2 separate regions of the Mus musculus genome follow, and region 1 is linked to region 2. A link is a loop called in an ENCODE intact Hi-C map of the cell type or tissue named here. Cell type or tissue: gastrocnemius. All regions are shown on one strand. Links, peaks and the distances in the headings refer to the core of each region. The heading gives the core; the rest is flanking DNA. Region 1 has its middle 23 kb from the start of Gm34501. Region 2 holds the start of Npr3 (natriuretic peptide receptor 3).

The links. A loop is a pair of places that touch in the nucleus more often than their neighbours do. Peaks named below come from ENCODE experiments on the same cell type or tissue, not always from the same donor. Only the 100,000 strongest peaks of a DNase experiment are listed, where the experiment ranks them.
Region 1: a loop joins it to region 2, with 3 times the contacts of the local background. A loop is called at or near these places in 15 of 42 quality-filtered maps.

What each region holds. Positions count from the first base shown.
Region 1 is chr15:11,745,939-11,758,470 of GRCm38, forward strand. No RefSeq gene overlaps it. Among named protein-coding and RNA genes, the nearest start is that of Gm34501, 23 kb to the left of the region's middle. In gastrocnemius, for the core only: a CTCF peak has its summit at 7,480; a DNase peak (open chromatin) is centred at 7,480.
Region 2 is chr15:11,902,411-11,914,942 of GRCm38, forward strand. Npr3 (natriuretic peptide receptor 3) reads right to left here and starts at 3,264. Exons shown (of 8, transcript NM_008728.2): 1 at 2,476-3,264. The coding sequence starts at 3,229. It overlaps Gm5144 (predicted gene 5144), which reads left to right and starts at 4,115. Exons shown (of 2, transcript NR_131059.1): 1 at 4,115-4,578; 2 at 4,700-4,980. In gastrocnemius, for the core only: CTCF peaks have their summits at 5,050 and 7,686 (motif pointing left); DNase peaks (open chromatin) are centred at 2,118, 2,399, 2,893, 3,117 and 4 more places; H3K4me3 peaks cover 3,856 bases; H3K27ac peaks cover 2,924 bases.

The DNA of each region.
Region 1 (12,532 bases), core at 2,721-10,720, 160 kb before region 2:
CAGTGGAACAGAAAGCTTGGGTGGCCACACGTATAGAAAGGGAGATGTGGATCAATGTGGAAGGATATGCCCACCTTGGAAGAAGAGTTTTATCAAAGCAATGTGTGCGGGGACAGTTGAAGTTAGAGCCATTCTCAGATTACAGAAACTGAAGGTAACAGAGACCAAACTGATATATTGTGTAAGAGCATAAAACCAGCTAGGGGAGTTTACAGGAAGGCAGCTTAAGGCTCCCTGATGTTGCAACCTTCATCCTGAGAGTGTTCCCAAAGAGCCAGAAGTTCCCGTTAAGGAAAACTCAGCAAACACAAGGAAAAGGCGACTTTAATTCATGTTTGTTGAATTAAGGACCCTCTTCTATGAGTGGCTGATGGCTGTCCAGAGATATTGTTTAAGCAAGAAATATCACACTTGATCTTAGCCAAAAGGCAGAGAAGTGATGAGCAAGAAATATCAAAGGAGGTTTGGAAGTCAGCACTTTATGGCTCTCTATCCCCATATGATCCATTCATAGGAAATGCAAATCAGGACAAATCAACATGTGGTGACAGAAGTCAGAAAACTATTGAGGAAGGGCTGGGGATATGATGAGAACGAATCACAGGAGAACCTCTTAGGTTCAAAGTCTTTTGTCATTAACACACTTCATCAAACCAACACCTGAGAACCATATCGCACTATATATTAAATAATACTGAACAAAAAATACAGCAAATAAGAGTCACCAAAATGTCCACATGAATAAATCTTAAATATAAACAGTGACTCTGTGGAGACATGCAGATTGTCAAGTTGATTCAAGGAGGTAAGACTGTTTGTCTTCCTTCTGTCTCTCACTATCAGTGAGAAAGAGTGCTGTTGGCAGACATGGGAATAGTATCAGGCAAACAACAATATTGTTACTAGAAAACTGGCTATTGTTTCAGCAAAATCCATCCCTGGTCACAAAGTCCCATTGCCTTTCCCTGGATCCCCTGAGATCCCCAGCTATCTGTGAAAGCTTGTTTTCACTCTATTGTGGCCCTGTGACTTCAGGAACTGTGTGTTCCAGTTCTCAGTGTTCTGCCTCAACATAGCCAATTCTGAGAAAATGAAGTGTGGAAATGTTTCTCTCATGTATTCTTAAAACTTTTATAATAGCAACTTTACGGGCTTATTTTTTAAATAGATAGATAGATAGATAGATAGATAGATAGATAGATAGATAGATAGATAAATGGAGGGCACACTCCTGTGGATAATCCAACACCTGTGTGCATGTGTGCAGCACTAACTTGCCTTGGTTAGGTGCATGTATGTGTGTGTGTGTGTGTGTGTGTGTGTGTGTGCACACGCGTGCATACATGCACATGTGTGTGTATATGTGTGTGTGTGTATATATAAATATGCATGTGTATATATACATGTGTATGTATATATACATATGTATGTATATATGTACATGTACTTATGTATATGCTATGAAGTTAGGAGAGGAAGAAGAGGTGGATAAGATAAAAATACATTGTATACATGCATTAAATTCTCAAATAATAAATAAGTAAAATTTAAATTTAAAAATATACATGTATGTCCACATAAGGGAAATGGACAATTTTGGTAAGTTAATGCCATACCAGAGATTACTTTCATACTGTTCTTTTGTTTTGGCTACGAAGCTGACACAAGAGAATCCCCAGGATCTGGTAGCCTGGTGTTTGCAGAGGCCACCACCACCACCATCAACAACAACAAAAGGACACCTCATCTCAGACAAAGCAGAATATCAATATCAATATTCAAAACTGTCTTGTGACCACCATGTAGATGAAATGTCACATGGCACACACACACAAACACACACAGATATCCTAAGAACTTCTATCTACATCTTCTACAACATTGTCACTCAAATGGAGCATAAAGCCTAAAGCTATAAAACTTCTTAAAAGAAAATATTCAGTCAGACAATGATTTAAGTTACTTAAGCATACTTTCAGTAAGATACATAAAGCATCTACCTAAATGTATATATGAAAGCATTACATGTGGCCTCTGGAAATTAAAAGCAGACTTCCTCAGATCACCCAGGCCGAATGACTCTACCCATTGAACCATCTCATCAACTCTATGAAGAATTCCTAACTCAGTAACAACTTGATACAAATGGGGGTGGGGAATTGAACACTCACAACAGAAGATTCACAACTGAGCAACAAAACCTAGCTAAAGGTTCTTTACATTGTTGGTCACCAGAGAGATGCAAAGTAAATTATTAATAAAGCACCACAAAAATCTACTCAAGTGGTCAAACTTAGAAACACTGACAACAATAAGTGCTGGCAAGGATGTGGGGCAACTCCCATTCTCAAGTTTCTAGCTGGAATGAAAAATGAAACATCTATTTTGGGAAACCGTTTATCAACTGCCTTAGTTAGGGTTTTGTTGCTGTGAAAAGACACCATGACCGTGGTACCTCTTATAAAGGACAACATTCTCTGGAGGCTGGCTTACAGTTCAGAGCTTTAGACCTTCAGCATCAGGGTGGGAAACAGAGTGGGCTGTGGAATGATGCTGGAGAAGAAGCTGAGAGTTCTATATTTTGATCTGTAGGCAGAAGACAGAGACTGTGTGCCAAACTGGGCTGTGTGTAGCTTGAACATAAAAAACCTCAAAGCCTAACCCCCCACACAGTGACACACTTCCTCCAATAAGGCCACACCTACTCCAATAAGGCCACACCTCCTAATAGTGCCAATCCCTATGGGCCAAGCACTCAAAGATATGAGTCTATGACGGCCATAACTATTCAGACCACCACACTAACCTCATATTATAGTATTTTCCCAAAACACATTCTCTACGCTTAAGTGAGCATTCATTGAAACCTTACTCATAAAAACCCAAACTAAAAAGTACCCAAGTATCATAAATATCAAAACCGATTTTGATCAACTTGCTTACCAGCAATAAGAAGAAATGAAATTCTAGTATATATGGCAATATGGTTAGGTCTCAAAATTTACATAAATTGAACCCAATTGTATGATTTCATTTATCTAAAGTTCTAGGATAGGCAAGACTATGGTGGTCTAAAATAAAAAATTAGTTGCCTAAGGATGTCTTAAGTACATTGACTTCAAGAGTCAGAGAGAACTTTTTGTAGTGATAGAAATAGTCTCTATCTTGACTATGATTTTAGATTATATAACTACATATTTGCCAACATTTGTCTCAAATTGTAAGCTTAATTCTTCTAGAGAATCCTATCATTTATAAGGTGTACTTTTATAAGGGGAGGGAGACGACTAATCTAAATTAACTGTGTGTTCATATAAAGAAATGTCAAAAAGATACACTTTGCAAAGGCTGAGAGACCAAGCTCAGCTGTAAACAGGCGTCTCCATCAAATCCCTCCCATCAGGCCTCAGGGAACCTTGCAAAGGAAGTGGAGGAAAAAGTGTAAGAGCCAGAGGGGATGGAAGACACCAAGGAAACAAGACCTTTGAAAAAAGCCAGCCTGGTCTACAGAGTGAGTTCCAGGACAGCCAGGGCTACACAGAGAGACCCTGTCTCAAGAAAAAAAATAAAAAAGAAAGAAAGAAACCAGGATCAGGGCACAGATGAATTCACAGAGACCAAGGCAGCGTGCACAGGGCCTGCACACATCTGCACCAGATGGGGTCCTGGAGCTGAAAGGAGAAGTAGACACACACCCACATCCTTAGACCAGAGGATGTCTCCAATTGGTAACCACTTTCAATTGAAAATTCCATTTTTACCAAAGGCGTTTTACTGGGGAAACAAACGGCTGTTAAGAGTAGGCTCCATGCCCAGCAGTGGATGGTCTACAGAAAGCAAACTCAGGGAGAACATTTGGAGGCGTCTTGTCTCACAATGTAGCATCAGGGTATTTTTTTTCAATTTCATCTTTTTAAAATTTTTATTCTTATTTTTTTCTGTTTTCATACCCTACAGGTCCTTTGAATTTATATTATGGCTTGCAGTTTTGTGCTTTTACGGGATTCCTGAGCACGAACAAGTGGCTCTCTGTGTCTGTATCTGTTTCTTATGCCTCTCCTTTCTATTAGATATTTCTTTATTTACATTTCAAATGTTATCCCCTTTCCTAGTTTCCCCTCTGAAAATTCCCTATCCCCTCTCCCTCCCTCTGCTCACCAACCCACCCACTCCTGCTTCCTGACCCTGGCATTCCCCTACACGGGGGCAAAGAACCTTCACAGGACCAAGGCTTCTCTTCCCACTGATGACCCACAAGGCCATCCTCTGCTACATATGCAGCTAGAGCCATGAGTCCCAACATGTGTTTTCTTTGATTGGAAGTTTAGTCCCAGGGAGCTCTGGGGGAACTGGTTAGTTCATATTGTTGTTCCTCCTATGGGACTGCAAACCCCTTCAGCTCCTCTTACGCCTTTTCTTGGTCCTAATTTCCTCCTCTTTGCTTTATCCTATTCCAATGTGTTAATTTTTGTTGTATATTATTTGTTTGTTTGTTTGTTTGTTTGTTTGTTTGTTTTTGGAGACAGGGTTTCTCTGTGTAGCCCTGGCTGTCCTGGAACTCACTCTGCAGACCAGGCTGGCCTCGAACTCAGAAATCCACCTGCCTCTGCCTTCCGAGTGCTAGGATTAAAGGCGTGCGCCACCATACCCTGGCTTATTTTTTATTTTATTGTTATCCCTTAGAAGCCTGTTTGTTTTCTAATACCAGACAGAAGGGAGTGGATCAGATGGGAGGGGAGGGGGAGAAATTAGGAGGAAGAGAGGGAAGGGAAACTATATAATCAGAACATAGTATGTGGAAAAAATCTATTTTCAATAAAAGGAAAAACCTGATATGTCTAGGAGATAAATGACGCACAGCACAGTGTGGCCCATGAAGGTCTCCACTGCTCTTTAACCTTCTCAATAGACTACTCAGAGGTGGTACTGTGGGAAGTGAGCCCGGCAGGAGGCTTTATCTTGTCCTGGGTCTTCCTGTCCACCATCAAAAGCTCTGTTGTGCCACCATCTTCCCACCAGGATTAACTCCTAGGGTTTTATTCTAAGCATTCCTTCCCTGTGAAGATAAAGCCAAGGAGCACAGGCTGAGAGGACAGGCTGATTCTCTCAGCAAAGATTGTGTGGCTACACTATTCAAACAGAAACCAAACGAGGGGCTTTACCTTTCATCCTGGGTGTTTCGATACTACTTGAAACGTGTTTCAGCAAACACGTTGCCCTTTTTGGTGTTATCGAAAATCAATTTCCATGGTTTAAGAGTAGAATATTAAGTTCTCAGTCCTGAGGGGGTAAGTTTGCCAAAAGTGAAATCAGTTCTTTGTCAAGGAGGTGTTGAAGAAATCTGGGTAGGAGGAGGAGAAAGAAGGAAAGCTGAAGAGGAACAGAAAGAAGGAAGGAAGAGAAATAAAGGAGGGAGGGAAGAGGGAGAGGGAAGAAGAAGGAAAGAAGGAGGGAGGGAGGGAGGGAGGGAGGAAGGAAGGAAGGAAGGAAGGAAGGAAGGAAGGAAGGAAGGAAGGAAGGAAGGAAGGAAGGAAGGAAGGAGAGATTCCCCAGGACTCTGCCATCTCATTTCCATGATCAGGAACAAGTTTACAAAGGTGGATGTTGTCAGATTGTGGGGTATTATTTAGTTAAAGCTTCAGTTTAATACTTCAATTCTAGAATTTATAGGTTCTGTTCAAACAGTATTTGCTGGCCAAACACTGTGCATGCAACCTTAGGTGGTATAAAGAGTTCAAAGAGGAATTAGAACTTGTGTACTCAACTCTAACTTTTGAGAGGCGCTATTAAATGGAACACTTGGCTTCTGGTTGTATTACAATTCCTCTAGACGGAAACTAGCTAAGTTCCTATTCAAAACCTCCAGCCTGACAAGTGAATCCTTAACCCAACCTGGGAGTTTTTAAAAATCAGAACAAAATTAAACCGCTCAAAATACATAGGGAGTACAAGAGTCAGGGATACTAATGCTAGAGATGAATCAGCGCTGTTTATGAAGGACTGGGTCAGAGGACCAAACTCATTGCTCTCTCTCAGGTTCTCAATCATCCTTAGAAGTCCATCAGTCATAACTGTCTATATGTAAACAACACTCAGAAGTCAGTGTATCACAGAACACGGATGCAGACAGTAGATTAAAAAAAAGCACTTAGAACAGATAGAGGTATCAGCACACACACACGCTCACACTCACATAGAGACACACACACAAACAGTCATACTCACACAGGCATTCACACACACACACACACACACAGAGAGAGAGAGAGAGAGAGAGAGAGAGAGAGAGAGAGAGAGAGAGAGAGAGAGAGAAGCACACTGCTCCAGCATCCCGCCTCTCTACCTATGGCTTATGTGTAATCTTCAGAGTACCATTGGTATCCATGGAAGCCTGGAGTGAATTACTAAAAACAAATGTTTGACAACATCATTGACATAAAAATAAAAAATAAAAAAAACCTAGCCTTAATTTAGAACTGATCCCACCTTCTTTCTGTAATTCTGGGTCTGACACCTGGTCAGCGATGGTTAATGATTTGAATAACTGTCTGTAGAAGGTGGTGGTCTTTGGATCTGTCTAGGAGGAAATCTCTACAGAAGCCAAGAAGACAGGTATAAGAATGCTTTTGTCTCAGACTAATTACTCTAAGCCAGTGGTTCTCAACCCTCTTAATGCTATGACCTTTTAATAGAGTTCCTCATGTTATAGTGACCCCCAACAATAAAACTATTTTTGTTGCTATTTCATAACTACAATTTTGCTACCGTTATGAATCATAGTATAAATACCTGATAGGCAGAATATCTGATATTCAAGTTTGTGAAAGGGTCATTTGACCACCCAACCAAGAGGTCTTGATGCACAGGTTAAGAACCACTTGTCTAAGGGCCATTTGTTAACAGTTGCCCTGAGCCCTGACTTAGTCTGTGGGGTCACATTACGCAGACAAAACCTGTGCATCGCCACATAGCTCACTTGTCTTAAGTCAGATAGGATGATGTACTGTTTTGTTTTGTTTTGTTTCTCATAGAGAAAGAAAATTGTCACTAGCCCCTTGACTTCAGGACAAAAGATTTCATATTGCTTGATTCTTACAGTTCAAACAGCATGAAGCCAGATTTCGCCAATAAGCTTTTCCTGTGTGTTCAGGAGAAAACACAAACCCACATGAAGACAAAACCCACTGGATGAGTCCTTCAGAGTGTTCCCCAATTCTCAGCTCCCTCACGCCCCAGCTTAGCATGCCCCCCACCATGTTCTGGACTTATTCCTAAACAGAAAAACAGAAACTAGAAGTTAGGGTTGCATGAACACGTGTGCAGGAAATAAAAGAACATATGGAGAAAAATAGACAAAGACATCATGACTAGAGATGACACAGAGAGGCAAGGCGACAAACCAGACAAGATGGCTTGATCCCCACCTCAGACACTGAGCATCTGGGATATGCATTGCCTCTTTCTCCCTGCATCCAGGTGGTGGCACTGGTGTTCTTTCTGCCTTACCCTGTGGGCAGTATTCAGCTCCCTAAAACAGCAGGACCACGTAAGGAAAAGATGAGGGATACTTGACTGCCTGGAACTGGTTTTGTTGAAACAATCCTTCTGAAAATGTCATTCTTTTGTGGGCATGTTACTTTAATGAAGACCTAGTTAAGTCTAAGAAGAAAGAAGAGAGATTTGTGCAAAAATGGGAAGTCATGTGTAGAGGAGATGCTCAGATATTGGGCAGAGCTTTTACAGTATTTTACAGTGGTCTTAAAGATGACTGAGCCAGACAATTAATATCCAAAACTATATAGATCATAGCTACCATCACATAGAGCCCTACAGTTCTCGAGAACTTGTACAGCCTGGAAGCTTTTGACAGTTTACCCATGTTGTTATTCTAACAAGTGCTACATTTTGAGCATGCAAAGAGAGAGGCCTGCTGACTGGTACAAGCTCATGCGGCCAAGCTGGTGATAAAGGACCTTCTCTCCTGATGAGTGAGCAAAGACATCCAGTGATAAAAACACAGCTGTATGGGTGTGTGAAATTCCCACAGTTCTTTTTTCATTGGGTTACGCTGAGGAATTCTCTAACCATGTTGCAAGTAATTTTGGAGTACATGATTTGCAAATAAACAGTTGCCCATGTGTTGACAACCCTCAAGACTCAAGCCTAGTAATGAGTATAAGATACAAATAGAGTAACGTATGCAGTCCAGAGGTCCTAGAAAAGTTACTGAATCCTTTCTTCTCTTTTAATGTTCCTCAACAAAGCTGAATCTTACCATGGATCCTGTGGTGGTACATATAAAACATGAGTGATGGCTTGCCTTCTTGTCCCCCATTAGCCTTGATCACAAAGTGACTGAGAATCAAGGCCACCTTTCTTCTTACACCCCTAGTGTCCTCTTCTGTAAAACACAATAATTCAATTGTATTAGTCTTTAAACCTCATCCATCCTATTTAGATTCATAGTTCTGATGAAAATATCTTTGTATGCAAATGTTCCTCTGCCTGAAATTACTTCTGGCTAGAGTCGAACTCATGAGCTCTTCATCCTGAGACTAAAATGTCCACGAGAATACACCAGGGCTGGGGATATGGCTCAGAGGTGAGTGCCTGTTACACAAACATAAGAACCTGAAATCAGAGCACCAGCACTCACATAAAACCTCATGTGTGTGCCCGTCATGTTATCATTAGAAGGTGGAGACAGAGGGGTTCCTGGAGCTGATGACCAGTCAAATCTTCAAGCTCCACGTTCAGTAAAGAGCCTCTATCTCAAAAAATAAGGTGGAGAACCATTTTGGGAGACACAAACATTTCTCTCTGGCCTCTCTATATACATTCAGTACACAACAAACAGACACACACACACACACACACACACACACTAATGAACTCACACACACATATACACTGGAACACATACACACCACCATCACCATTCACAGACACACATAGAAACATGTACACATGCAAAAACCACATAGACACACACATATATACTCACAACAAGATTTTTTTTAAAGCACTCCTGTAGACTAGAGATGGCTGTCATATTTGACCCCTCTGTGCCTTTTTCCAACGTATTCCCAGGTCACTATAACACACTGCTGTAATGTACAAACATAAAGGCTAACCAAACAGAATCCATGGGGTTTCTGTATTTAAGCATGTATCTTATTTAAATACCAAGCATCTTGGTGATTCTCTAAAGCTCTAGTATCAACTCCTGAGACAAGAGAAAATATGAACTGCTGTAGTCCATTCTGGAAGTAATTGTCATAAAAGGGCCTACCACTCAATTAAGTATCACCAGAATTCACAAGGAACGTGAAGAAGAAACATGCATAGACGTGTATAACTGATGACAAAGGTGACTATGTGTTTATTGGTGTTGAGTACCACCTACCACTGTGCTAAGTTAATGCAAGGTGCACAGCAGAGGTGTGTCCTTCAGAGGTTATGGAAGAGACTGTGTCTGCATAGGATGAGGGGTCCAGGAACTAAACAGATTTCACTGTGACTCTAGAAACCTACTTACATCAAAGGCATACATCTTGGATGCTTGACTAGCACTTTGTTCATGACCACACATTGATGTCCTCCTTCTACATGATGTCCTCCCTAAATCATGAGATCACTCACTCACATTAGTGTTCATCCTGCTTATGTCTTCTGATTTAATGAAAAAATGAAACAGGAAAAGAAGATATATATTAAACCCACTATATGGTCAGCACGGTCTGTCACTTTGGAGAAGCCAGATGCAGTACTGTGAAGACACTACCAACAGGCTTTGAAGAAGTCATTTATACTTCCCGCTGGAGGCCAGTGCCACCGCCCTAATCAGGCTTTCATGAGCAACTGTACAAAAAAGGACTGGCCATAGAACCCACCTCAGAAGCAGATCAACAGGGAAATCAAAGGCTGAGCCAACTGACTTTGTCCGAGTATGGAACTCACCAGGGCTGACCAGCCATGATAGCTCTCAGCACCAGGTCCACTTAACTCTCAAGCAGAACCCAGGAGCATGGTTGTCCACTGGAACTCTCGGAGACATCAAATGCTAGAAGTCATCAAGTGGTCACAGAAGGGGACTGGTTAAGTCCATCTTACTGTCAGGCAAGCCAGAGTCACAGGAGGCCACAGCAAGAGCGCCATCTTACAACAGTGCAGACTGTCTTGTGTTATTGGCATGAAATGCCAAATAGCTGTTAGCCCAGTAGCCACGGTACAGTGGACACATATGTGGATACTTCCATGCATAGGGGAGTCTAAGTAGATATTCTGCAAACAGAAACCACTTCTTCATAATGAGGTTGGAAGAAATAGGAACGTTTGCAAATTTGAGAATACTATATATTTTAATCTTTGAAAGTAATGCATAGTGTACTGGCTAGTTTCTAGGTCAACTTGACACAAGCTAGAATCATGAGAAGAGAAATACTCTCAGTTGAGCAAATGCCCCCACCAGATTGGCCTGTGGGCAAGCCTGTGGTTCCCTTTCTTGACTAATGATTGATATGGGAGGGGCCAGATCACTGTGGGTGGTGCTGCCTGTGGGCAAGCTGTTCTGGGTACTATAAGAAAATGGCTGAGAGAGTCATGAGCAAGCAAGGAGACAGCACTCCTCCATGGCCTCAACATCAAGTCCTGTCCTGCTCGAGACCTTGCTCTGATGTCCCTTAGTGATAGAGTGTGACCCAGAACTTCCTGGGTGCTTCTGGTAACTGTCTTATCATAGCAATAAAAAATAAAAAAATAAAATAGTAAATTAAAAACAAACAAAAAAAAACAACAACAACAAAAAAAAAAAAAACACTAACTAAGGAAAAAAGAAGGCAATCCAAAGAAGATTGGCTATTTATCTAAAAATCAGACCAAACAACAGAACTCGAGCCCATCGATGGCTGTCTGCATAGCTTCTCTCTTGCAAATTGTAACCAAAAGGGTGTTTTTAGAATCTTAAAAGCGCACTGATAAAGTCGAGCTGTAGAGTTATGTGGCGCTGTTATCACTTGGACAATGGGTTCACCCCAGGCTGCTGGGAATATGCCTACCATCCAGCTTCCCTTTCACTGGCCTTTCCCTGCTTTACAAAGCAAACCACGTTCCTTAAATAAAAGCCATGGAAGGAATGTTTGCAGGCCTTTGGCCCTTTGCAGTTCTCTGCAACTCTAATGCAAGAGTTGGTGGTTACAACAGTGAAACAACACGGCCATTCTAAGCTCACAAGGGGGCTCCTGGTTGTGGCCAAGAGTGGCTGGTTTTCTGCAATTGTAAAAAAAAAATGTAGGTATGTGCCTATAGCTCATTTTTGATCTTGCTGTTCCTGAAGCCTTACTCTTTCCAGGATCAACTAGGGTTTAGAGGAGAAAAATAAATGATGCAGACAGCCATATTCTGTGCTTCCGCACCAGAATGCTGTTCTTTCTTCTTATACTGATGTCCATTCCAATTCAAACCCTCAGAGAGCAATGCCCTGACTCCTTGCCCCTATGGGTCTCCATTGGATAGAGCAGATTGTTAAAATGACTCTTACAATGTTGCTGGGAGTGATATATTCCTTCCACTTCTCCCCCATCTCCACTGACTCATGATGGGGCCTCATGGAGCTTTCAGATGACTACAACTCAGTTTGAAAATCACCATGCTAGGCAGATGTGATGGTTCACAACTGTAATCCCAGAACTCAGGGGGCTGAGACAGAAGAATTACTCTAAGTTTGAAGTCAGCTTGGACCTTGACTCAAAAAAATGTTTTAGACCACTAACTATTCAAAAATACTTTCTCTGGATTTCCATTTTATTAACCATTTCTGGAAATCATTAATTTGTGTATTTGACAAATATTTATGTAAGCTATGTGTCTTAGTTAGGGTTTTACTGCTGTGAACAGACACCATGACCAAGCAACTCTTATAAGGACAACATTTAATTGGAGCTGGCTTATAGGTTCAGAGGTTCAGTCCATTGTCATAAAGGCAGGAACATGGCAACATCCAGGCAGGCATGGTGCAAGCAGCTGAGAGTTCCACTTCTTCATCTGAAGGCTGCGGGCAGAATACTTGCTTCCAAGCAGCTAGGAAAAGGGTCTTATAACCCACAGTGACACACCTACTCCAACAGGGCCACACCTTCTAATAGTGCTACTACCTAGGCCAAGCACATACAAACCATCACATTCCACTCCCTGGCCCCCATAGACTTTGCCTGAGCATATAAGTCTATGAGGCCCATATCCAAACATAGCATAATGTAAAATACATTTAGTCCAACTTCAAAAGCCCCACATAGTCTATAAAACAGTCTCAACTAAGTTAAAAGTCCAAAGTTCAAAGTCTCTTCTAAGATCCATCCAATCACTTAACTGTAATCCCCAAAGCAAGATAGGAAACCAGCTGGCAAACTCCAAACACTGCAGTCTCCATGGCTGAAGAATCTGCCTGAGGCTAAGGTATAAAGAGACTCAGATTAATTGCACTGACAGAGGAAGTCTCAGAAGCAACCAACAGAGACTTCGTTCTCTGGTTTAG
Region 2 (12,532 bases), core at 2,006-10,005:
GAAGAGGCCTGATTCTCATCGAGCTCCTTGTTCCACGTTCAGTGCCTTGCAAGGCAGAAAGGCTGAGTCCAGAGGTGTGGTCTTCTCTGCCTAAAGCTCTTCCCAGGACATGGCTTCCCCTTCTGGGTGAAGGTGATTATTATCGAATATAGCACAACGCCCGCTACAATGAACCCACACATTTACTGTGTGGGTCTGGCGCTGTTTCAAAGAATTCTGGTCACTTAGTTCATTAAACCCTTCCAGCATCCCCAAGATGTGGCTGTGCAGGAAGCCCACTTTACCTGAAGAAGATGGGGTACAGTTTAACAGCCCCGGATCCTGACAGCTAGCAAGTGGCTGAGCCACAAACTCCCCTGAAACCATATACTAAACCCCCACTACTTAATGCGTTGAGCAGCCACGATGAGGTGGAGACTCAGCGCCCTGAGATCTCCCAACTTTCTCTACAAAGAGTAAGAAATTGAAAGAAGGGCAGCCTGGAATTTTTTATTTATATTTCAGAAAATTCGCCTTATTGTTGCTGACACAGATTTTAGAGAAAGAATCATAAGATCATAATAATTTCACCTATAAAATACACACACACCAGACTAACAAGCTTGCACTGCTAAATTGAACGAGAAATGAGCGCTAGGAGATCTAAAATAAGCCTGACTATTTAAAAATAAAGAACGCAGGCTGTAGTCCTTTTAAACCGAAACACACCTGCCCCAACCCCACCCCAACCCCCAGCCCACTCTCACAGTGTGGCCCTCCCCCATCACGGTTCTAAGAGCACTGTGCGGCTCAAGGGCCCAACAGCGGAACTGACAGATCTGCCAGGCCTCTCACCCTAGGCCACTGTACCAAGGTCACCGCCTTTCTAGGTTCAGCAAGGCAATGACCAGAATTTGCAAAGCTCGGATGGATCTAGCCAGGCGTGAGGACACGCCCCCATTCCCAGCCTGCCCTGGGAAGTCTCCAGCTTTTAGTTAAGGCTCTGGAAGCCCAGAACTGAAGAAGTAACAGTACCCAGGACCGCGAGAGGCTGCAGTAGCCGGAGGACTGGGAGTGGGGGGAGAAAGTAGATGTGGGTTTCTCGCCCAACAGGGGCAAATCTGCCACCATAGGACAGAACTTTCCTTTTACATAACCAACGCCCTGCCTGCGCACCTAACAGTGATTCTGCGCAGACAGCCTGGAGTTCTTAGGTCGAAACTTGTCCTGTCTGCACTGTCTACAACACCTTGAAGTTAGAGTAGAGAGCGGGGAGGGGCAGTTGTGGCCCCACTCTTGAAGCTTTTTCTGCCCACCTCACCTGTTCTGAGCCTGCAAGCTTAGTGTTCCGCTGTCCCGCCACAGCCAGGCCCAGGTCCCCAGCATTCGTGCGACCAACACTGGGCAAACTAGGTGCCTGGCTTAGCTCGGCCCCTCCTAGGTCTCACCAGGATAGCACCTCCGAACGAACATCGGAAGCTTTGCGGTGTGGGGTCATAGGGGGAGGGTAATACCGCGGACATTCTGGGCGCCTGCGCACCAAGGGGAAACAAAGGCGAGATTTCTCCAATGTGTGAGCCCCAACCGGGACGTCCGGACTCATGCCCTATGCTGGGATTCGGCTCCTTCCTCTATCTACACGACAGAAACCTGGGCAGCTGCGGAGAATTCCCACGCTCCCCGTAGCCATGATCCCATTCCCCAGTACCAAATTCTCTGTCTAGTTTGGCTACTGTTCCAAACCCTCAGCGACTTGCGGAGAAAGGGCCGGGCAGGGGACCCGTGGGAAGGAAGCTCGGCGCACGATCCTCCGGCGCGCTCCGCCCAAGCCCAGCTCTGCGCGCGCTTTCAGAGGCTTCGAAGCCCAAAGCTCCCGGGGGAAGTGAGAGTCGCCTGAATTCAGACACGGCGACGCACTTCTGGTGCTTGTATCGAAGCTTGTAAGACACTAGAAAGGGCATGGAAGGAATCTAAAAGGAAGGCTTTAAAAAGAGACCTAGGGTCAGTGGAAAGAGCAGCCAGGGGAGCCAGGAGATGCGTCCCAACCCCCAGCTAGTCAAGAAGCTGCGAGACTGCTGGGGCGTCCCCAGACGCTGTGGCCCTGCCAGGGGGCGCGCGACTGCAATGGACAGAGTAGGGAATTCCTGGAACTCACGGGACTCCGGAGCTGTCGAAGAGGGGGAAAACCCTTGGTGTTTAGCCACACCTGTCATACCTGGGATGGCGCTAGCAAGCGGCTCAGACGTTCCCTCGACTGGCCAGATCCACCTCCCCGAGACTGTGTAGGCACACCCCTTCCACCGCGATGGGCTATCCTCCACCCGTCCCTGGATCAGGCAGCTCACACTTGGACAAGCCCCCGCGCGACCTCCACGGGTCCTTGGGTTACGGGGAAGGGTGGGGTCTGCAGAAGATTGACTTGGTGGGGTTTGGGGGAGAGCCACTGAGAACCGCTGAGTCAGAGCCAAGGACCCCCCTGGTCCCGCTCCCGCTCACCTCGCTCGCTGCCTTGGATGTAGCGCACTATGTCGTCCAGGTCCAAGTCTTTGGTCTCGTCGAAATTGTAGGCAGACGTGTGCAACCCCTCCTCCTGAAAAACCTCGTGGACCCCCTCGAGGGTGAAATAACAGTTCCTCTCGAGTTTGTCGTCGCTGTAGACCAGGGCTGCACGGCTCCAGTGGTGGTGGCGAAACAGAGCGAGCATCATCTCTCCCATCTTGGCGTAGGCAGGCGCCACGCGCGTGAGGTGCGAGTATTCCGTGTCCTTGTGCTGGAAACCGGCGGCCAGCGCTCCTGCGGACAGCATCGGCAGGTCCCAGTGAGACGCCAGCCGAGCCACCGGCGCCGCCGCGTACTCGCACACGGGCCCCAGGATGAGATCCGGCTTGGCGCCGCGCGCCGCCGCCACGCGGTCCACAAGACTGAAGAGCGCGCGGTTGCCGCAGTCCGAGTCTTCGTAGGCCACCTGGAAGCGAGTGCCTGGCGGCAGCAGCTTCCTCCCGGTGCCATTGCCCTCCACGCTACGCAGCGCGTACTCGATGGCCGGCCTCACCCGGGCCAGCGAGAACAAGTACGAATCGTCCCGGGGCAATAGAACAAGCACCTCGATCTTTTGAGCCGCCAGCGCCTCTCTCGCCCGGCGCCTGCTGCCTGGCCGGGTGTCCCCGGCGCCGCTGCTCGCGCCGCCAGCCAGCAGCACCCGGGCCAGCAGCACGCACGCCGAGAAAGTGAACAGCAGCAAGGACCGCATCGTGTTGCCAGCAAGCGCTCGCCCTGGCCGCCGGCTCGCCCTCTGCCCCCCACCCACCCTGCCCTTTTCCTCCCAGCTCTTTTCTTTCCTCTGTCCCTGCGCCCCCTTGGGCGCTCCAAGAAAACAGAATACCCCCTTCAGTAACTCGCCAAAAGATAGGAAGATTCCTCTACAATGTCCCTAGGTTTAAAAAATAAAAAAAAAAATTTTAAAGCAAAGAAAGAAAGAAAAAAGTTCACAGAATGTAAACCTGTGCGTCTGTAATATACATATAGACTTATTATCAATATATATATTCTCCCTCCCTTTGCACATAGGCTATTTGGCTTAGAGGTGGCTTCTTATTTGGGCGTTGCTAAGGTTGCGTTTGAAGGCCTTATTTGTAAAAGAAAAAAAAAAGTTAAACTTGTCCAAGTGCTTGTAATTGACGGTGCACCTCCTTCGCGTTTGATCCCATTGATTCGCGCGGCTTTCTGGATCCATAGCCGGGGTTTAAATAGCGTGGCAGCGGCGCAGCGCGTTACCACACATGGCGCGCCGAGGCCGGGCTTGTCTCTGCAACGGGTGGGGTGGGTGGGGGTGGGGCGGGGTGGGGGCTGGGCTGGGGGAGCCTCTCATTAACATTCTTACATCAGGGCTCCTCCCCGCACCCCTGGCCTACTCGCGGTTGCCGGGTCCCTAAGCCCCACTAGTTGCCGGTGCTCAGATTTGGCCCAAAGCCGCAACCGCCCACGTCTACACCCGCGGGAGACCTCGCGGCACAGCGTTACTCTAAGGTCCCCGCCTCTCCCTGGCTCCGCTTTCTCCAACCCCAGGATTAAAAAAAAAAAAAAAAAAAAAAGTGTATATATGTTTGAAAGAAATGAGTGCGCGCACATACACAAAGCACACACTCATACACACACACTGCAAAAACGAAGGGGAAATGTTTCTCCAAATTGGTGGCTTCCTTGCAAAACTCCATAGACTCTCACCTCTTTTCTTGATCTGGCCACGTTCTGTCTGGGTGCGCCCAGTCCTGTCCCGCACCTGACCTTTCTGGTCCCTGGAGCAAGGTCGGGGAACAAGGAACAAGGTCCTGGTGCAGGAAAATTCATTTGCAGAGCTGGTAAGCCCATCTGGCCTGCACGGTGTCGCACCGCTCCTTCCCCCACCCGGCGTGGGTGCCCTCCTCCCTCTGGGCTGCTGGGACACGCTAGAATCACAGTGGGCGCAGCGTCACCGTGTCCCAGTGCGCAGCCCCTCCGCGGGGTCACTGAGACCAGAAAAGCGAAACTTGTTGCTTCCGATGTTGGATAAATGATTCCGCTCCAGGAAGTGTCGCGGAGCTTGAAAAGCATCACCCTAAGGTACTATTTGCTAAACCAGGCAACTAAAAGGGACTCCCGCTTCCCGGCCCCCCAGATCTTCCCCCAGAGAATCTTTAAGTACCTAAAAAGCAGTCTGCCAACCCCAGCGCTTCTGTTCCAGGATGCCCGATAGTCTAGGATGCCCAGAAAGGTCCTGCCCGGTAGACCCAGTCTTTCCACTGGTCACAGCTACCACAGCGATGCAGACGGAGTGGAAAGGATTGTGGAGAAGTCTCAGACCAGAGAGGCGCGTCTCTGAACCGAGCAGCTGCGCAGGTCCAGAGGGCCCTGCACCCTCTTTTCGTGGTCACGCAGCAAAGACATTTACGGCGAGAACAGGCTGTATTACACAAGGTAGTTCTGACACCAAAGTCTTGCAAATTAAAGTTAATTTAAAATGTTTCTAAATGTTCTTTCATTTGGCTGGGCGTCAGTGTGTGCTCCAATCTTAACTTAAACTTACGCCCTCTTTCGGCAGGATCTTGAACGCGATTCTTCACCCGCTGCCCCAGGCTGCTGCTGTTAAGTCATAGTTATTTCTTCTTCTTTTCTTCTTCTTCTTCTTCTTCTTCTTCTTCTTCTTCTTCTTCTTCTTCTTCTTCTTCTTCTTCTTCTTCTTCTTCTTCTTCTTCTTCTTCTTCTTCTTTTTCTTTCTTCTCTTCTCTTCTCCTTCTCCTCCTTCCTTTTCTCCTTCTCCTTCTCCTTCTCCTTCTCCTTCTCTTCTTTTTTTTTAATAGTTACGAGCCCCCTAAAATGTCCTTGCTCTCATTTGTGACTATGAAGTGATAAATCGAGGTGTTCGAGGACATGGCAAATCCAGGCATCAGTGACTAACAGCCCTCTCTCCATCACCCTCTCTAGCAGTGGAAAAAAAAAAAAAAAAAAACTGCAATCGAAGGTAACTTCATACCGGGTGCCGGTTAGATTTCAGTTGGACAGTGATCCCTAAGCCTTCGCTGTAAGTAGGGGCTTCTAAATCCTAGGTGAGCTTTTGTTTATTTAATTAGAACTGCTAACCAGTTCTAAGAGAGGTGGATATATAAATTTGAATTCTGAAGAGTTATCCACGTACGTTGGAAACTGACATTTAGCACTTCGCAGCAATTAAATCCTTCCTGAACACTTGGGAGAGCAAACATTTGTTTATAGAGTCATCGTTATTTAAGAAAAAAATAAACAGCTAAATCCTGGATTCCGAGGGTCTTAGTGGATTTCAACTGGTTGCCAGGAGACGTGAAGGACGGAGCCGGTTTCCTATTACTACCCGGTATGCCCTGTGTCTGGGGAACACCAGCCAACAGCGGTATGATTCTGCAGTGTACCATGTGGGCTCACTGGAAGAGTCTGGGATTTCAGGGGCACCGGGTATGGAGTGCCTCTCGCATCTCTGGCGCTGCCCAGCCTCGCTCTTGGGTCAACAGCAGGGCAGTGCACTTACGTTATGGCTAGCACCCTGGCCTCCCTGTGGCCTTTGGGTAGAAGCACTCAGCTTCCAGCCTGTTGTTAAAGAGCACAGACAACAGGAAATGGTGGATCAGTCCAGAAACAGAGGGGAGGGGAACACAGGGTTGCTGTCCGCGTGCATGTTCAACACATCCTTGCAGATTCCAACTGAACAGATGCTGAGATTTTTTTTAAAAGGTCTTCCAGTGCCAACAGTGCAAGATTATTAACAGTAACAAGTCTATTGTGCTCTTGGGAGGTTTGTGTTTACTTATTCTGGGTGTTAGGAGGATCTGTTTACTTTCCATCAGAGTTCTTTGGGCAACCAGCTAAAACTACCATGTATAACTATCACATAGTTCTGCCATCTTAGTCCAGAAAAAAATGAACTGTGACCCAAAGAATGTACAAGTTACATTTATTTTTTTAAAGATTTATTTATTAAGTTATTTATTATAAGTTCACTGTAGCTGACTTCAGACACACCAGAAGAGGGTGTCAGATATCATTATGGATGGCTGTGAGCCACCATGGGATTTGAACTCAGAGCCTTTGGAAGAACAGTCAGTGCCCTTACCCACTGAGCCATCTCACCAGCCCCTACAAGTTGCATTTAAACAGCTCTTTGTCTCCTGAGGATATTTACTGTTGGAAAAGGTCACCTACAATACTATGTAAAATAGGGTTGGTAACCAAGCAGATTGTCACTGTCAATCATATTCTGTGTATCACATTTTTAACTGGGCCTGGTGACACAAACTACTCAGGAGGATATCAAAGGCTGCCTGGGCTGCAGAATAACACAAGGCCAGCCTGGGTGATTTAATTTTACAAGGTCCCATCACCAATAAAAGGTAAAAAAGAAAGCTGGAGATGGGAGTTACTTGGCTAAGATAAATTCAATGCAATGTAACACACACACACACACAAACACTGGCACGCACCATCTTATAATATCTTAGCAATATGTTTTTAGGCTTTCCAGAACAGTAAAACTGAACACCACTTGATAAAGATAACTTTTGTAACATTTTTTATCATAAATGTTAGTAAAATAGGAAAGAAAAGGGATAAGTAGAAACAGTCTTGCGTTCAGGTTTTACATACTGTTCCTTTCAACTCCAAACAAAAAAACAAAAACCTAATCACTGAAATTGGGGAAGGGCCATGTTTTTCACATTCAGAATTCAGTTATCAACTTCGATTGTCAAAGAAAACAAAGGAATAAAATTAGCTAGCTGAAAGCCTAAACATATTAATGTTAAATGCGATATTACAGAAACTCATAGACGTTTTAAAAGATTTAGAAATGTTTTCATCAATATCCAAGAACTATTTTGTTTCTAGTTCTGTCAGTGAGTTTTGTGTCCAGGTATTTTTTTTGGCCACAGCCCCACAGTATGGAGAAGTTATGTGTCATTTCAAAGAATGATTCTTTGAAATGTACTTTTAAAATGTCTGGGGCATTTTTCTCCACAATCCCCCTGCCTCAGAACCCTGGCCTGAAACTCGTGAAGTGAGGGTCCTTGCAGATTTTCCAAGGTCCTTCCATCTTGTCCAGCCAATCCCGAGGTCACACTGAAGACTACCACAGTGAAGCCTTAATGCACAAGAAAATCCCTTCTGCACGACAGAATTGTTGAAAACACACTTCCCCCTAGAGGCAGAAAAGATGAAAGGCCCTGACACATATCCAAAAACCCTTTCTGAAGTTCAATGAGTACTGAGACTTCCATTTCTAAACATACAGTTAATGTTTTAGAGAACGCTATTGAAGAAACGAGAGAAAAATCAGTAGACACCAAAAAATTAGATTAGAATTTGCCTCTAGGTCTCCGCTCTCCTTGGGAGGACTCTATTAATTGGCCCCACTTCTTCTATTATACAAATCTGTGATTTTTTTAGCCAATATTACAAATAATAGTAAGTATGTATTTTTATTTAAATGTGTGACTCAATTTAATTAGAAGCTATAGTTACATGTAGCCTTCAAGGGCTTCTCTTGAAAGCACAGAGCTTTTCATCTACTACAATAGTGTTTTCGATTCTCTGAAGATGTTCTGAGGCATGTGACATTAGAAAGATTTCTGAAAGCCATATTGCCCATCTAAGACTTGGCCTGAGTACAGACATAAGAAATGCATATAATATAGTGTTGTTAGTTTATAGACAACATGTCTAATGGAGTAAAAAGAACTCTGCGGGCCAGGGAGATGGCTCAGCACACATATAAAGGTACCTGCAATCAAGCCCGGTGGCCTGAGTTCAATCCCTTCAGATGCATATGGCAGAAGGAAGGAGTGAACTGTCCTAAGCCTCCCCGTGACCTCCACACATATTACACACACACATGTATTCACACACACACACACACACACACACATGTATTCACACACTTTGTAAATTTTAAAAAGTTGAAAACTATATGTGCTTTAAATTCACATATAGCAATACTGATTATATTTGGGTTTTTTTTTTTCTTCTCTTTTTCTTTTAGCTGTATCCTTTCTTTGGAAAAGAATCTGAGAAAGTGCATAAATATATACAATGGAATTTTAGGCACATGGATAACTCCTCTATTAGGTTTTGCTGTCTGAGGATCTCCTTCTCCTTTGGCCTTTAGACTTGGCCCTAGTCCTCAGAGATGCTCGCTCTTCCGTCTGAGTACCACAGCACTCCTCGAGTCTGCGATCACACTAAGCTGTATTGCTACCTACCTTTCTTTTTTAATTTGGGTGTAAGTTAGGTTTTATCCTCCAGAGTAGTTAGCATGCACTTAGAAATTTCACAAGCAGACATGTAAGTTGTCATCCAATAGATTAAACCTTCGGTTTTCTTATTTGCTTGCTTGCTTGCTTGCTTGCTTGTTTGTTTGTTTGTTTTGTTTGCTTGTTTCTTGAGACAGTATCTTATGTAGCCCAGGCTAGGCTTGAATTCCTGATTCTCCTGCTTCTGCTTACTAAGATCTGAGATCATATATGTAACCACTACACATAGCAATTTTCTAGCTCTTAAATCTAGATTTTAATCTAATGTATAAATGAGATTGGGGGAAAGTAGAAGCTAACGTCTTGATGTCCGCTTGAAAATTATTTAATGGTCATTATTGTCATGGGTTTGATTTAATGCCTAGTTTTTAAAGTTCTACAGACCATAGATTTTGAGTTAGTGATTTGCAAAGAAGGAAGAAATCAGTTCAAAACTCCAAAATACTTAGCCCTTGTGCAACTTGTTTAAAATAACCTACTGCTACAAATAACCTAATTTATAATGGATGGAACTGTTTGGCAATATCACTTTGATATTGGTCCCAGATTTCCACCAGATATTTTCTGTTAAGCTTGACAAGAGCTTTGATCAATAGGAGTCCTTCTACAGAAGTTCATTTGCCCGTCCACCATGCAGCTGATACAGCACTCCTCAGAAATACAGACCAAAAACTAGAGAAAGCAGGAACTGTTGGAGAAGTAATGAACAGGGGAGAAAAGGGTACCAGACCGTGGTGCTGAGGATGAGAAAGAGTGCAGGAAGCAGATTGAACAAGATGCAAACAATTTAGATGCTTAAAAGGTGTCTGTTTTATTGAATAAGAACATCTAGCTTGGTGCCCTAAATACCAGTTGTCATGGGGAAAAGCTCACATAAACCCACTCCTAGATTAAAAATTTATAGGCAGTTAATGGCCTCTAAGAGAAGAAGGCTTAGTCTTCTCCAGGGATAAGACCCCCAATAGGTAACCCAATCCCAAGATGCCAGGCCTAAACAGATAGAACACAAGCAGCACTAAGTAAATGAACTCTGATGAACCTAAATAAACTGACGTGTGTGTGTGTGTGTGTGTGTGTGTGTGTGTGTGTGTGTGTGAGAGAGAGAGAGAGAGAGAGAGAGAGAGAGAGAGAGAGAGAGAGAGAGAGAGAGAGGTGTGAGAGAGAGAGAGAGAGAGAGTAATAATTAAAGAGCATAAGGTCAATGATCTGAGGAGTGGAAGTGGACATGGGGGAGTTGGGTGGGTGGAAAGGATATAAATACAATGCTCATGTGTGAAAATTCTCAAAAAATAGATTAAAAAATATGCCTATGAGCTGGGTGTGGTGGCACACGCCTTTAATCCCAGCACTCGGGAGGCAGAGGCAGGCAGATTTCTGAGTTTGAGACCAGCCTGGTCTACAAAGTGAATTCCAGGACAGCCAGGGCTATACAGAGAAACCCTGTCTCGAGAAAGAAAGAAAAAAAAGGCATATATGCCTATGAACCACAATAATTACCAGCATAGTGTAAGAACACCAAGGCTGTAATAGTGGCACTCACATCTTAGTAGTATCCAATAGCTTTCTAGCTGTACTGAAGGCCCACTCGACAAGAGGGAAATCATGTCTGATTCTGCAAACCTAGCCAACTATCCGGGCTAGAAAACTCATGGACCCTGAAAGAGAACCTACAACTATCACTTTACTTAGCCAACATAATCTTTAACTTCATCTTAAATATCTATCCTTATGCTCATGGGTAAATGTAACTCTCACCTGTCATCAAAGAAACTTCTATATGCAACAGATGAAGATCATCACAGAAAACCATAGCCCATCAAAAATGCAAAGAACCCTAGACTAAGAATTCCAGGTAACTAAAGAATGTTGAGAGTGGGAAAAACAGTCTTCCCCAGAAAAGAGTCCTGTAACTTGCTGTCCCACACCAAGACGTAGAATGTATGCATCCATACAAGTAACATTATACAGACTGGGCAGGCTATAGTGATGTATATGCACTCAGAGTGTGTGTGTGTGTGTGTGTGTGTGTGTGTGTGTGTGTGTGTGTGTAAATATCTGAAGAAAAGGCCATGAATTTGAGAGACAACAAGAGAGATAAGATAGATGGGAGAGGTTGGGAAAAGGAAAGGGAAGAGTAGAAATAATATAATTATTATAATTTCAAAAATAAAAAAACTATTGTTAAAAAATAAAGATTGTCAATTTTTAAATATTCTCTAGCTCTACTCTATTATTTCAGATATTTTTTCTTTTGATTGGAGATATTATTTGACCCAGGTTATATTTAAATCTGTGTGATAAGCAGTCATGTTACAACAGTCAAATAGCTTAAGGTTCAAATGAAGAATATCAGGACAAAAATTTCCAAAATTTCAAACATACATTATAAAAATCACTTTTATGATATTACTGTATCATATTAAATATTTTATACTCAAAAATAATTAGGAATAAGCCAATAAAATATAAACTCTATAGGGATGGGGAATTTTTTTCTTCAGCCCTTCACCATGTCTCACTCAACAATAATTTGGAGGCACTTTAATTTTTATTTTAACAATGATAAATCTGAAGAATGCAGCAGATTTTTGGAGAGAAATGATGAGTCAATGAAAAGAAGATAATTTTGAGACATTTTAGCTCATATAACACAAACCCATAGACTTCTAAGATCATATTTTTCAAAACATTTAAACAGTATCCTGTTAGGTTTCAGATGTAAGAGGTCTAGACCCTAGCTTTAAGTGTTGTACTGTGTTGATCTACCAGCATATCATTGTTCAGACTTAGTGCTCAATCTCTACTAATAAGAAAAAATTAGTAAGTGTATTATTTAACCTATGCACTATCTTTTATCATGCTCTGAGCAGGAATTAAAGGCGATATGGAAAGTATCTGTTATTATAATGTGTAATGTCATCAGATGGTTTTTTCTTTCTTTCTTTCTTTCCGGCAGTACATTCCACTTGGCATTATAACATGGATAGCTGATACAGGAGACTAAAATAGAACAGGACGCCATGAGGAAAACATCAGGAAAAATTCTTGACATTTGCCCTCTCATATTTTTGGTAATCATGTTGTGACATCAAATTTCGCCCTCAAGTTGCTGGAGAGAATTGCTTCATCCAGTTGTCATGCTTTCTCTTCAGTTTTGACATGAATCCCGTGGCCTTGCACACTCTTGGTTATCTTGAAGTCTGACAAGCTCCTCGTAATCGGGTAAATGTGGGTGCACGCAGCGCCTCAAATCGCAAACAGTCACAAACCACCCACACTCTAGAGAACCCTCTGGGGCTTTTCTTGAATTTCACACATGAACTTTTTAATTAACCACACCCTCAATTACCATCGGACTCAAGCAGCACAGTTCAAAGTTCTTGCCTTAATTTGACTTCTTCTCTTCATTGCCCTTCATTCTTTTCATATCCTCCCCTTTAAGTATGCTTAACACATTCCACAAATAAATCAGTGTCTCGAGAGGGTATACTTCTTGTACATGTGCCATTCTAATATGGAAATTATATTGTAATATTTCTCATTTTCACAGGGAATGTGGCTACATCTCCACACTGATGTTATACATAAAATCTACATCTCGACATGCATAATATATAACATTCCACCACAAGTTACTAGTCCATTCTCTGGCAGTTGACACCCATATTAACAGCACCTGCTGTCAGAAACTTCCCTGATGACCCCAACCCCAACTACCACATGGGCCAATTAAACTCTCTTGT